Linked DNA regions of Homo sapiens: all the other regions are linked to region 1. A link is a contact called in ENCODE Hi-C or POLR2A ChIA-PET data. All regions are on one chromosome and are shown on one strand. The core of a region is the stretch at or near the end of the contact, and the rest is flanking DNA. Distances in the headings are between cores, read along the strand shown. Region 1 holds the start of CSRNP2 (cysteine and serine rich nuclear protein 2). Region 2 overlaps DIP2B (disco interacting protein 2 homolog B). Region 3 has its middle 18 kb from the start of TMPRSS12.

The links. Hi-C counts contacts between places; a loop is a spot of excess contacts on that map. ChIA-PET counts read pairs that join two places held with the same protein, here RNA polymerase II (POLR2A). Pooled maps may share reads with other maps.
Region 2: a loop to region 1 is called in a pooled map, with 2.8 times the contacts of the local background. The contact joins the enhancer-like site here to the promoter of CSRNP2 in region 1. A Hi-C loop is called at or near these places in 1 of 50 pooled maps. POLR2A ChIA-PET finds 5 or more read pairs at or near these places in 2 of 52 experiments (H1 and activated CD4-positive, alpha-beta T cell).
Region 3: a loop to region 1 is called in a map of B cell, with 18 times the contacts of the local background. The contact joins the enhancer-like site here to the promoter of CSRNP2 in region 1. A Hi-C loop is called at or near these places in 4 of 168 maps with a recorded cell type or tissue (B cell, endothelial cell of umbilical vein, prostate gland and 1 more), 1 of 37 single-sample maps with no recorded cell type and 14 of 50 pooled maps. POLR2A ChIA-PET finds 5 or more read pairs at or near these places in 7 of 52 experiments (A673, AG04450, Caco-2 and 4 more).

What each region holds. Positions count from the first base shown.
Region 1 is chr12:51,081,625-51,086,255 of GRCh38, forward strand. CSRNP2 (cysteine and serine rich nuclear protein 2) reads right to left here and starts at 1,972. Exons shown (of 5, transcript NM_030809.3): 1 at 1,715-1,972. RefSeq lists a silencer at 1,534-2,023 and an enhancer at 2,397-3,023.
Region 2 is chr12:50,594,752-50,599,382 of GRCh38, forward strand. All of the region lies in intron 1 of DIP2B (disco interacting protein 2 homolog B), which reads left to right. Among named protein-coding and RNA genes, the nearest start is that of DIP2B, 92 kb to the left of the region's middle. Within about 2 kb of position 2,825, at least 13 of the 41 ENCODE cell types and tissues checked have a DNase peak (open chromatin) inside an H3K27ac peak, as active enhancers do.
Region 3 is chr12:50,822,759-50,827,389 of GRCh38, forward strand. No RefSeq gene overlaps it. Among named protein-coding and RNA genes, the nearest start is that of TMPRSS12, 18 kb to the right of the region's middle. Within about 2 kb of position 2,758, at least 3 of the 41 ENCODE cell types and tissues checked have a DNase peak (open chromatin) inside an H3K27ac peak, as active enhancers do; they include B cell, where a contact is called at or near this core.

The DNA of each region.
Region 1 (4,631 bases), core at 722-3,221:
TTCTGGCTACATGTCTAATGGTCTTTTCTCAAGAGTTTCTAGCTGAACATTTTCCAAAGTTATATGAAATAGTTAAGATCCAGAGCACAGAATACATCAGGCTAGCACCTAATAAACAGTTCCACCAGAATATGTATATTTTAGTACTAGATCTAAGTTTTTTTCAGGCCTAAAAGGATTCCTATAACCACCAAAACAAACAAACAAACAAACAACAACAACAACAAAAAAAAACAGCATATGTGAGAGCAGCAAGAGGGACTGCCCAGGCAAAATTTTCTGGAAGAATCTATTTGCAAAGTTTAGGTAATATAAGTCTCTTTCTTAAATGAGTCCAAAGTAATAAGCTACATCTCACAGGAGAAAGCCTCTTCACTTGACTGGAACCCAACCTTCTGCTAAAGGTCAAGGAATCAAAACCTCCAGTAAGATGGTCAGGGCTACCATCTGTAGCTGGGTTGGAAGGAAGGCTTGCTGCTGTGTTACCATAAACCTGAATAAAATGACCTGCCCTGTTTCTCCTTTTACAAGATACTGTGGTTGTTTCTCATATACCATGAATTTCATGGATCCATGTGTCTTTGTGATCACCAGGATCATGAACTTACAAAGCACCCAAGTGAAAACCCCCCGCTTAAGTTAGGTGTTTAAAGAAAGCCGTGCACTCACCACCCCCACTCCCCGATTTTTACCCATTCACTAACACAAGGTTAGAATTTTCCATGCCTAAACTACCATCGTGTGGAAGACAGATCTTTGTGGGAACTGGAACATGATGCTGCATTAACTCTCAAGGATATCCAGTCATTTATAACACCGGCACAACCAACATCCTGGCTTTGTGGATTTGCAAGACAGAAAGCCAGTGAAGAAAAAAATCTGAACTATGAATTTACCTTGAACTGAAAACTGCAGGACAAGGGGACAGTGTTGTCTTGTGGGGATAACTTCTAGCATTTCATTCTGAAGAACAGTTTGTGTGTCACACTGCCACTCTCAACCCCTTTAAAAGGATGAATCAAGACCACAGCACTAAAAGGGACGGGTGGCAGTTGGCTGCGTAATTGGGCCTATGAAAAAAGATCAAGCTAGCAACCAGGGCAATTGATGCTTTCATTTTCCCACACGACGCCAGAAATATGGGAGACATCAGGAACCGGAGCGAAGGGACATGTCAAGTCACCAGTTCCTTTTAATGAACACTCCTGCCGAACCCTTCAGCTCTCGGCCCACTTCCCTCTGATTCCTGCTAACCTTCCCGCTCATTCCAATCCTCTGCAGCCCCTACCCAGCCTTCCGCATCCCTTCCTGCCTGCTACTCACAAATTCCCAACCACTCCTCCCACATTTTCCTCTGTTCCCCCTCCCCTTCCTTCACTTTCCTCCATCCTACATCATTCTCCACTCCATTCCGAACTCAATCCTCATCTGCAATCCTGCAGGCTTCCAAGCCGCCCATCGGTCTCCCGCGAGCTGCCCCCGCAGTCCGGGCCAGCGTCCTCGGTGCCCCTCGCTCCCACGCCTCTTCCCGACTCGGTTCCTTCCCAACGGCACCCGACCTCCCCGCCCCCCGACCGCTCCCGTCCGAGCCTCTCATTTCTGACCCCTCCATCCGCACGGCTCTGGGCTTGACCACTCCTCCACGGCCGCCCGAGGGCCGATCCCGAGAAAGGACGAGGCGGCACCCTCCGCCCCGCACCCCTAGGCCCATTACCGGCCCCGCCGCAGCTGCCTCCTCCCGTGATGGTCTCTGCCGCCCCCGCTGCCGCCGCCGCCCTAGCCCGGTGGGAAGGAGGGAGGAGCGAGCGAGTCCCGGGCCCCGCGGCGACGGCCGGGGAGCTCCCAGGGCGGCAGGGCGGGGAGGGAGGGCGGTGGGCAGCCCAGCCGGCAGGCAGAGAGGGCCGGGCGTCTCCGGCAACTCGGGCGCCCCCGGCAGCAGACGCCCAGAACCGCCCCGGCTCCGGCTAACAATAGGATCCGGCCGCAGCGCACTGGCTCTTATAGGCGCCGGCACGTCCTGACCGAGACCCGGGGCTGGCTGGGAAATGGAGTCTACGGGCCGGCCCACACCCAGCAGCATGCCGGGAGTTGTAGGCGGTAACTGCTGCAAAGCCGAAGCCGGCGCGCAAACCGGCTCCCGAGGCGGCAGCTCTGCTGCAACCTTTTAATGGGGGAAGAGAGGAGACTCAGCTACAGATCTTAAATAAACGAATTCTCCTCCAAAGCTCCCTTTTTCTTTCGTGTCCTGACCACACGCCATTAGGAACATGATCCCCCCTTCTCCTCGCTCATGGGGTCTTAGTCTTCAGCAATATGACTTATTGCAGCCTGCGCAGGTTATAAAGAATACAAGCAATATCTTGAGTTATCTACTTATATGAGGGAGTGCTTTGAGTGTTTTCTTTAAAAAAAAAAAAATTGCTGCCGGGCGCGGTGGCTCACGCCTGTAATCCCAGCACTTTGGGAGGCCGAGGTGGGCGGATCACGAGGTCAGGAGATCGAGACCAACCTGGCTAACAAGGTGAAACCCCGTCTCTACTAAAAAATACAAAAATTAGCCGGGCGTGGTGGCGGGCGCCTGTAGTCCCAGCTACTCGGGAGGCTGAGGCAGGAGAATGGCGTGAACCCGGGAGGCGGAGCTTGCAGTGAGCCGAGATCGCGCCACTGCACTGCAGACTGGGCGAAAGAGCGAGACTCCGTCTCAAAAAAAAAAAAAAAAAAATCTTCTCAACTTTGCAAACTAATTTATTTATTTAAATAGAAAAGGGGTTTTCGCCATGTTGCCCCGGCTGGTCTTGCACTCCTGGGCCCAGGCGATCCGCCCGCCTCGGCCTCCCAAAGTGCTGGGATTATACGCATGAGCCACCGCGCCCTTCCGCAACCTATTTTTAAGAAAGGGCGCCAGGCGCGGTGGCTCATGCCTGTAATCCCAGCACTTTGGGAGGCCGAGGCGGGCGGGTCATGAGGTCAGGAGTTCGAGACCAGCCTGACCAACATGGTGAAACCCTGTCTCTACTAAAAATACAAAAATTAGCCGAGGGTGGTAGCACGTGCCTTTAATCCCAGCTCCTCGGGAGGCCGACCCAGGAGAATGGCTTGAACCCGGGAGGCGGAGGTTGCAGTGAGCCAAGACTGCACCATTGCCCTCCAGCACGGTCAACAAGAGCGAAACTCCGTCTCAAAAAAAAAAAGAAAAAGAAAAAGAAAAAAAAGGGGAAAACCAAGATTAAGAAGTCAAAAGTTGTATGTGATTTGCCAAGGACACATAGCCTTGGTTTCTTCTTTGTTGTCTTTCCCTTGAACTATAAGGCTCGGCAAGCTCGAGCTGCATTCTCTTGTCCCCCGACCCCCACCCCGCCCCCTCATTTTGTTCTGTCATCTTGTTTGCTTCTACTTTCCCCCTTCCATACTCTGCTTGAATACACTGGCCTCATTGCAGCTCCTTCAACTGGGCAATCATTCTCTTACCTCAGGGCCTTTTGTCTGGCTTCCACCAGCTAGCCACATACTTACTCCCTCACATAATATCTGCTCGAATGTCCCCATATCCGAGATCTTCCCTAACCATATTTCTTTTTCCCTGCATTAAGAGACAGGATTTCACTCTGTCACCCAGGCTGGAGTGCAGTGGCGCAATCACGGCTCACAGCAGCCTCAAACTCCCGGGCACAAATGCCTAACCATATTTCTAAAATGGTGCTTCTCCTTAGTTTCTATCCCTGTGCCTTATATTTCTTCTTAGCATCCACGTATTTGTTTTTGTCTTGTCTCACTTGACTAAATTCGGTGAGAGCAAGGAATTGTTTTGTTTACTGTATCCTCAACACACAGTACAAAGCCTAGTAGTTGACATTTAAGAGTATGATAGATATTTATTGGATAGATGGATGGACAGCAGGATTTAAACTCACGTTAGGCTGGTTCCAAAACCTGGTACATTTTTCACTGCAACCAAGAAACTATGAAGCCAGATCCACTAGCTACCAAGCCATCTCAGCTTTAGAAGTGAGAGGCTGGATGGCTTGGGAAAACATGCTAAGAATTTCAGTTCTCTCCCCTAGGTGACATCAGAGACTCCAAGAAGCTAGGACACTACACTGCAAAATAAAAAAGCAGTAGATCAGAAAAAAGCAATCTTTTGGTAACATGCACTTGTCATCTCTCTTTGCTGAAATTCAGAGGCAATATAATGAGTGATCAAGAGCATGGATCCTGGAGTGATCGAGAGCATTGATCCTGGAGCCAGACTGCCTGAATATAAACCCCACTTCCTCTACTTACTAGTGGCATGACCCCGGGCAAGGGACATAAGTTTTCTGCCTTAGCTTCCTCATTTGCAAGCCAGGAATAACGATGTCTATCTCATTGGGTTTTGTGAAGATTAAACAGCTGATATATTGGAAAATGTTTACAACAGTCAGTGCTGTGTAAATGTTAGCTATTTTTAATCATAAGCTTTCTATTCAGTTGTGTAGAAGGTTTGGTTCATGATCCCATTCTTCCTGTGCATACAGAAGACAAAAGGGAAGAGAAAACTATCCTAGACCACTCTATAGAATCAGTAGGCTGAGTAACAAAAAACCAGCCTGATGCCCATGTTGAGGATGCTAAAAAAGTGTCTCATATGCCTA
Region 2 (4,631 bases), core at 1,575-4,074, 490 kb before region 1:
ATATTACATATTAAAAGATATTTATGGTTTTATATATAATAAAATGTGCGTTGCTAGTCTGTCTTGGTATTATATCAGTTTATATGTTTTGCTGTTTTTATTTCACATTACTAGTTTTTAGGTAGCGTTATCTGGCTTATTTTAACAATGTGAAATAACTGTCAGGTTTGAATGACAACTCTTAATGGGCTTGTCCTGCAGATTCCAAGATTCACCTTTTTGCATTTAACTGTAATGTAGTACTATGTGCTTTGACATTTTCTTTTTATTGAAAGAAATATCTACTTTGAATAACATGATATGTTTTAAAAATGATTTTCATACTACTGTTAAGTTAAATTGGCCATATAAATTAAGCTCAAGCTTGCATTTTAAAAGGAATAAACACATTCACAGCCATTGGCTCTAATAATGAGAGCAAAACCATGCTGACTCTGGTGATGCGTGTTTGCAAGCTAGTCGTGCACACAGTCGTACATTCTCTGACCCTTTGTGTGGTGGTGAATCTGTTTAGCTAGGAGAGTAAACTGGTAAGGTTTTTCATTTTTTAAAAATTTATTTATTTATTTATTTGTTTTGAGACAGGGTCTCACTCTGTCACCAGGGCTAGAGAGCAATGGCTCCCGATCACAGCTTAGCTCAACTGCAGCCTCAACTTGCCTCCCACTTCAGCCTCCCTGGGTAGCTGGGACTACAGGCATGCACCACCACACCTGGGCTTTTTTGTAGTTTTTGTAGAGGTGGTGTTTCACCATGTTGCCCAGGCCAGTCTTGAACTCCTAGGCTCAAGCAATCTGTCTGCCTTGGCTTCCCAAAGTGCTAGGATTACAGGCATGAGCCACTGAGCCCAGCCAGTTTTTTATTAACAGAAAGTATCAAGTACGTCAAGATTATATTTAATGTGGCCATTGAGGAGAATACTACATACATGTTCCTCTAGAACAGTTTTCTTACTTTGTGACAGTTGAACGTATTCAGCAACAAGTCTGTGTATTGATTTACATTATAAAATAAGCCATTTATTCATAGAAGTAAAATCTCCCATGGACTCAAGTAAAAATGTATGAGAAAGTAAATAAATAGCCTCTGGCACGTGACCTCCTGGGAATATATTGAAGTGCTCCCACCGTCTCCTCCTCCACTCTCAGTCTTGCCTTATCACCCTCAAGGAGTAGGATTTCTTTGTACCTTTGTGATCTCCAGTAGTTCCTGGAACATATCTTTCTGCTGTATGTAAGGAATTTATAATGTTCAGTAAAGCAGAATAATTTGATCATACTTTGCCAATAGGTGCTCCCATCTTCATGTAGTATTCTAGTCTGAGAAGTCCATGGCTGTAAGACTTTGGTTCATGTAAGAAGAATTCAAGGTCATTTATGAGTGCTTTGTAGTTGAAGTTCCATGTTTCCAAATTTACTTGTAAGTAAACTTAGTATATCGAAAGGAGTCTTTAACAGGGATAGAATTGTTTTAGAAGTATAAAAGTAAGAATTATAAGTAGAAACAAAAAATAAAAAATTGGGAGAGGGTCTTATGACTCAGTTTTGACTGTATGAGTTTGGTTGTCTCTCTTGCATGGTGGTAAAAACAGATTAACAAAAGAACAGGTATGGATGGTTGGAGGCAGGTCGTTAATATCCATAGCCAGTCTGGGCTGTGGAATCTTAGAGCTTTTCTGCTCATCTCTTCCTAATGGCTGTATAAGTGCCAGACCAGTCTGAGCTTCACTTTTGACCTGTCTCCAGGACTGGGAACCTCTCAGAAGGTTGACCTGGTTTGGATGATCCTAAAAGAGACAGTTTTCAAGTGGAATTAAAATAGACAGAATTCATGGCCAGGTGCCGTCACTGACACTTGTAATCCCAGCACTTTGGGAGGCTGAGACAGTGGATTACTTGAGCCCAGGAGTTTGAGACCAGCCTGGGCAACATGGCGAAACCCCACCTCTACCAAAAATTCAAAACTTAGCCAGTCTCATAACCCAGTCTCTAAATAAATAAATAAACAGATGAAAAAAATAGACTGAGAATTCGGTAACTAAGGAGTTGGATAACCCAAGATATTTAGATAAATCTTATTTACGTGTTTTTAAAAATAGCTGTCACTTGTCTTGGTTAGTTATATTTCCTTAAAACTTGGTGGTTATTACTTTTTATGAAAGAATCATTAGTATTTACTTTAAATGTAGTCAGATATTTATATGAGTAAATATTTCCACTAACTTCTTTTAGAAATTTAAATTTTAAAAGAAATAATTTAGTTTTTTTGTTATGTAGGTAGGGAAACTTACCAATTTCCCCAGTCTTTTGTGAATTCTATGGCCTTTTAGGCAAAACAAGAATATATACCCAGAGACACCATTTATACCAAGGCACTCCACTACACAAACTCTTCTGCACCTTGTTTTTCACATAATTATCTTAGAGAACTTTCCATGTCAACATATGTAGATTTACTTCATTCTTTTTAAGGGCTCAATAGCACATGTTGGAATGGGGAAACTATTAATTATTTGACAACATAACTACTTAAATCATTTAAAAAATATTTTAAGAAAAGGCATTTGAAAATCTGGCATCTTATATTGAAATCTTTGGATCTTTGTCAGTATCATAGTACTTCATCTAAATAATTTTCTTAGTTTATCCATTGGGCAAATAACTGGAGTACGCAGACAGCAGCTATCTCACTTTTTTGATTATTCTAAACAGGGAAAAGGTTAAAAATAAGAGTGTTACCTTAATATAGCACCATTAGGTGGTGCTGAGCCCTTCTATGCATGGAGGAGCGTTAATACAAACGAGCATCACTTCTTTGAATCAGAGGATGGGATGCGTGTTGTCTGATGGATCTGGGGGAGTTTGAGAGGAGGAGAACACAGCACATGGGAGTCAGTGAGGGTGGCTCATGCACATTTCCTGTTCAGTCCTTGACTGAGTCACAAGTGATACAGACTGGCAAGTGTGTGATGACTGCCGACTCCTGTTTAGCCGAAACAACAGAGTGCTTTAATAGTATTTTAGAGCTGCTTTTTTTGTAATTACATTTTCAGTCTTTGTGCACATAAAGTATGCATTAAAGTGAATTCTCACAATTAAGGAGAAGGATGAAAACTGAACAGTCAAGTTCTTTTGATAGTTTTACTCATTGGCTGAGCTGTTTTCAGTCTTTCAGATTTCCTTTTCTTTATGCAAACTTAGTGAGATAAAGTGAGCACGCTTGCTGAACTGAACGGGGTCACACTTAATTCCTTCAGGTTGGGTCCAGAGCAGCCATATGACTGACTGATGTAAGTTTCAGAAATAACTCAAGTAATTTCTAAATATGAGTTTGATTTAGTTTCTTTAATGCCGTCAAGTCATTTGCACCTACCCCACTTTTGCATTACTGAGCAAAGGACTTTTTCTCTTTCCTTTAGAGGAAGGAGAGACCAGGAATCCTGATCATTTATAAAAACTGGGTTAGCCACATAATTAAGGTAATAAGGATGATACTGTCTTGGAAACATTGGATTCAACCTTCATCACAAGATGTGGCCTTCTTGAATATATATATTTAAAAAAAGTTAAGTAGTTTTAATTCTAGACTTACACCCTTAGGGAGAATCTTAACACAAGTCCTTTTGTTGGCCTGCCTTCTGTTCCTCCCTCACACTACCCTCCTTTTCCCTCCCTCAACCCCCTGATTCCATCCTCTTCCTCTTAGAGACTTCTGGAACATATTATTTTACCTGGCTTTTCCACTACTTCTCACATTGCTCTAAAATGTATCCTTTTGCAACACCAAATTCCTCGTGACTGCCACTGCGTCATCTCTCTGGTCATCTATAAATGGATGCTTTTACAAAGCAGCCTGCTCTCCTTTCTCTAATGAGAATATAAAACATCTCCTTTCCCTTTTTTATTCTTTCTTTCAGTTGCAGCTTTGATGATAATCCTTTACCAGCATCTTCCAAGATGTCTTCAGATCCCCTTCCCTCCCCTCCCCCCTCCCCCCTCCCCCTCCCCTCCCCTCCCCTCTCCCCTCCCCCTCCCCCTCCCCCTCCCCTCTCCCCTCCCCTCTCCCCCTCCCCTCTCCCCCTCCCCTCTCCCCCTCCCCTCTCCCCCTCCCCTCTCCCCCTCCCCTCTCCCCCTCCCCTCTCCCCCCTCTCCTATCCTTTCCCATTGAGTGGACACATTTTTGTCTTTCTTTTGGGTAGATTCCTAGAAGAAGTATTGGGTCAACACATATAAACATTAAAAAAAAAAAAAACTCTTGGCTGGGCACAGTGGCTCAGGCCTGTAATCCCAGCACTCTGGGAGTCTGAGGTGGGCAGATTGCTTGAGTCCAGGAGTTCAAGACCAGCCTGGGCGACATGGCAAAACTCCATCTCTACCAAAAAAATACAGAAATTAGCAGGGCATGGTGGCCTGCACCTGTAGTCCCAGCTACTCAGGAGGCTGAGGTGGGAGGATTGCCTAAGCTCTGGAGGTGAAGGTTGCAGTGAACCGAGATGGCACCACTTCACTTCAACCTGGGCCACAGAGTGAGACCCTGTCTCAAAAAAAAAAAAAAAAAATTAAAATTTAAAAACTCTTGAACAGGCTGAGCACGGTGGCTCACGCCTGTAATCCCAGCACTTTGGGAGGCCA
Region 3 (4,631 bases), core at 1,508-4,007, 260 kb before region 1:
TTTTTAGTAGAGGCGGGGCTTCATCATGTTGGCCAGGCTGATCTCGAACTCCTGACCTCAAGTGATCCGCCCACCTTGGCCTCCCAAAGTGCTGTGATTACAGGTGTGAGCCACCTCGCCTGGCCTGTTTTTAATAAGTACTGTTTGTTTTACTATAAAAGTGAAGGAACGCATACCTCAAGGTAGTAGAATTCAGAAGGCTGTTCTAGGAGAGTTTGGCAGGAATTTTTGAGGGACAGTCATTTGGAGGAGGTTTAGGCCATTTAACACCCCCTCCTCCCACTTTTTTTTTTTTCTTCTGGAGACACAGTCTTGCTCTGCTCTGTTGCCCAGACTGGAGTGCAGTGGTGCAATCTTGGCTCACTGCAACCTCCATCTCCCAGGCTTAAGTGATTCTCGTGCCTCAGCCTCCCGAGTAGCTGGGGTTTATAGGCCTGTGCCACCACACCCGGCTAATTTTTGTAGTTTTTAGTAGAGGTGAGGTTTCTCATGTTGGCCAGGCTAGTCTCGAACTCCTGGCCTCAAGTGATCCACCCACCTCGGCCTCCCAAAGTGCTGGGATTATAGGCATGAGCCACTGTGCCTGCCATCCCCTCCTCCCACTTTTGAGAGAGAGATTCTGATAACCATCTCCCTTTATTGGTGTAAATTTTTTTGTAGCAGACATAGGTAGGCATTAGAGACCGTATCTCTCTGCCATTGCGTGGTTGAGATCCTTTTCCTCTCTCTATATAGAGGAAATATATAAATATATGTATATTTTTATATATATAATCTATTATATATAATATAGATTATATAATCTATATTATATAATCTATATTATATATAATATAGATTTTATATATATAATCTATATTATATTATATATAATATATATTATATTATATATAATATATATTTTAATTATATATATAATAAAAATATATAATTAAATTATATAATATATATATAAATATATATATATTTTCTTTTTTTGAGGTGGAGTCTCACTCTGTCGCCCAGGCTGAAGTGCAGTGGCACGATCTTGGCTCACTGTAATCTCTGCCTCCCGAGTTCAAGCGATTCTCCTGCCTCAGCCTCTCGAGTATCTGGGATTACAGACGTGCGCAACCATGCCTGTCTAATTTTTGTATTTTTATTAGAGACGGTTCTGCCATGTTGGCCAGGCTAGTCTCGACCTCCTGACCTCAGGCGATCTTGGCTGGGAATACAGGCGTCAGCCACTGTGCCTGGCCTTCCCTCAATATTGATAGGGTTACATGCAGCAGTTTGCTGCCTTCAGTAAGTGTATATAACAATTTTTAACTGGTAAATTATGTATCAATCTAAAATTGTTTTAAGTCCAAGGTTCCCTATGTACATAATATACATAGTCATGTAATTTCCTTAATACTAAAATTTATTGAGTGCTTAGGCGCCAGGAAATGTGTTCAGGTAATGCTAAAGTAGTGCCATTCATACATTCAGCAGATACTTATCGAAGGCCTTTTCTATTCCAAGCATTACTAGGAAAAAAGTGATGAACGAAGCCGTGTTACAGCTCGTGTTGAACTTAGGTCTTAATGTCATCCTTGAGACTGGTATTTGCCTAAGGTTATATAAGCATTATTAAGGGATCTAAGATTTAAACCCAATTTCTAACTGCCCACTCTAAAATATTAATAGTAGTCCCTCCCCAGTACCCCTAACACAACCCTTATTAAACTCTAGGAGGAGACTGTCTAATTTTGTGCTCTGCTATCTCCCCACAGTCTAGGAAACCATCCCCACAGTCTAATCTAGTTCACTGGAGGGCTTCATAATGCAGATGCTCCTTTACTGTTTTATTGTTTGTGGTTTTTGTTGTTGTTGTTGCTGTTGTTTATTTGAGACGGAGCTTTGCTCTTGTTGCCCAGGCTGGAGTGCAATGGCGTGATCTCAGCTCACTGCAACCTCCGCCTCCCGGGTTCAAATGATTCTCCTGCCTCAGCCTCCGGAGTAGCTGGGATTACAGGCACGTGCCACCACGCCTGGCTAATTTTTGTATTTTTAGTAGAGATGGGGTTTCACCTTGGTCAGGCTGTTCTCGAACTCGTGACCTCAGGTGACCCACCCGCCTTGGTCTCCCAAAGTGCTGGGATTACAGGTGTGCACGCCTGACCTCCTCTACTGTTAATGATGGAGTTATATCCTGATAAACCCATGGTAAGTTGAAAGTATTGTAAATTAAAAATTCATTTAATACACCTAACCTAGCAAACATCATAGCTTAGCCTGGCCTACCTTAGACGTGCTCAGAATGCTTAGATTACCCTATAGGTAAATCATCTGGCAACACAGTAGACTGCAGAGTAACAGTTGTTAACCCTCTTGATCACATGGCTGACTGGGAGCTGCGGCTCTCTGCCACTGCCCAGCATTGCCAGAGTATTATACTGAATATCACCAGCCCAGGAAAAGATCAAAATTTGAAGCGTGTTTCCTAATGAATGAGTATCGTTTTCACACCATCATAAAGTCAAAAAATTGTAAGTTGAACCATTGTAAGTTGGGAACTTTGTTAAATCAATGAAGGTCTGAGTTCAAACTCACTAAGGTACAGACAGGTTTGAAACTTTGCCCAAGGTTACACAGTAAATAAGAAAACCAGGGTTCATACCTAGGTCTGATAAACTCCAAAGTTGTTTTAACTATCAGAATATACCTTCTTTCTTACGTGTGGTGTGGAAGAGTCTGAAAAACTTTATTCCATTGCGTCATAACCTATTATGAAAGACTTTAAAGGTTTTATTTAAATGTGTCCACTAGATGGCAACCCTCCATTTTAAAATCACAGAAGTTTTACACACTGATTTACACAGCTCTAACTCCAAAATTACTTTTTTTCTTTCCTGTTTTTTTTTTTTTTTTTTTTGAAACATGGTCTTGCCATGTTGCCCAGGTTGACCTTGAACTAGTGAGCTCAAGCAGTCCACCTACCTTGGCCTCCCAAAGTGCTGAGATTAGAGGCATGAGCCACCATGCCCAGCCCAGTCCCTGTTTTAATATTTACACAGATCCATAAATAATGCATGCTGGATTGCAGTATTTTTTTTAGAAGTTTATAAATGGTACCTTAATACTGTATCATTCCATAAATGAACGATCAAGTAGACCAGAGGAAATTTAGTGAGGAACGTAGGTATGGTGATTTAATAATTAATTTTGGAACAAAATGATCAAAGTTTTGCCCAACTGACAGCTCTTAGAATTTAATGCCGCATCTGGGGAAAAGGCTTGCCAATTTTTTTTTTTAATTCAGAAAAGCTGCAAATAACATAGGCTAAGTTTACAAAACATTTAAACAAAAACTGCCTTAGAGTTCTTAGCAATAAATTTTTTAAAAGGAAAAGGCCACATCTTGCCAGCTGTAGTCAAAGATAATCAAAATAAATGGAATTCCTATGAATTAACTATGTACTAAGTATTGTGGTAGGTGAAGGATGCCAAATACATATGAACCATGGTTTTTCACAAGCTCAAACTCTGCTTCTGGAGATGACAAAAGAGAACAAAAGGGCCCTCAACTTTTCACTTTATCATTGTGCACAAACACCTAGAATTCTATACCCAGTAAAAACACTCATCAATCCAAAAGACAAGAAAGGAGAGAAAAAGAAAGAAACAGGTGGGACAAACAGCCCAAAATAAGATGGTAGAAATCAATCCATATGTATCAATAATCATAATAAATGTAAACAAACTGGGCATTTTAGTTAAATGACAAAGATTGTCAGGTTGAATTAGGAAATAATATCTAACTATATGGTACTTATAAGAGGTAAATCTAAAATATAAGGAAACAGCAGGGCTGAAGACTTGGTACTTTAAGTAAAAACATGGAAAAAGTTATACCAAATATTAGCCAAAAGCAAGCTGGCATAACTATATTGAACAAGATAGACTTTAAAGCAAAAATAATTACTTGGGACAAAATCAGCCACTAAAAAAAATAAAAGACTCAGGTCTGGCGTCATGGCTCACACCTGTAATCATAGCACTTTGGGAGGCCGAGGTGGGCGGATCACCTGAGGTCAGGAGTTCGAGATCAGCCTGACCAATATAATGAAACCCCATCTCTACTAAAACAATAAATAAATAAAAAATACAAAAATTAGGCAGGCATGGTGGCATATGCCTATAATCCCAGCTACTCAGGAGGCTGAGACAGGAGAATTGCTTGAACCCAGGAGGCAGAGGTTGCAGTGAGCCAAGATAATGCCATTGCATTCCAGCCTGGACAAGAGTGAAACTGCCTCAAAAAAAAAAATTTAAAAATAAAAATAAAAGATTCAATTAACCTAGAAGATAAAACACATCTAAACTTCAGCACACCTAATACAGGACCTGGATGTTAAGCAAAATAAATATGAGAAATTTTTTTAAAACTACAATCTTAGTAGATTTTTAACATAGCTCTCTTATAATTGATATAAAAGGCAGGAAAATATCAGCTAAGATGGGGAGTTGAACAATGAGTAAACTTGACCTAATAGATATACTGAATTTCATCAATTGTAAGGCACCACTGATTGTAAGGCACACTATTATTTTAAATACCACTAAGAAAGAAAAACCACTGCCAAGTAAACTATGCCATTGTCATTGTG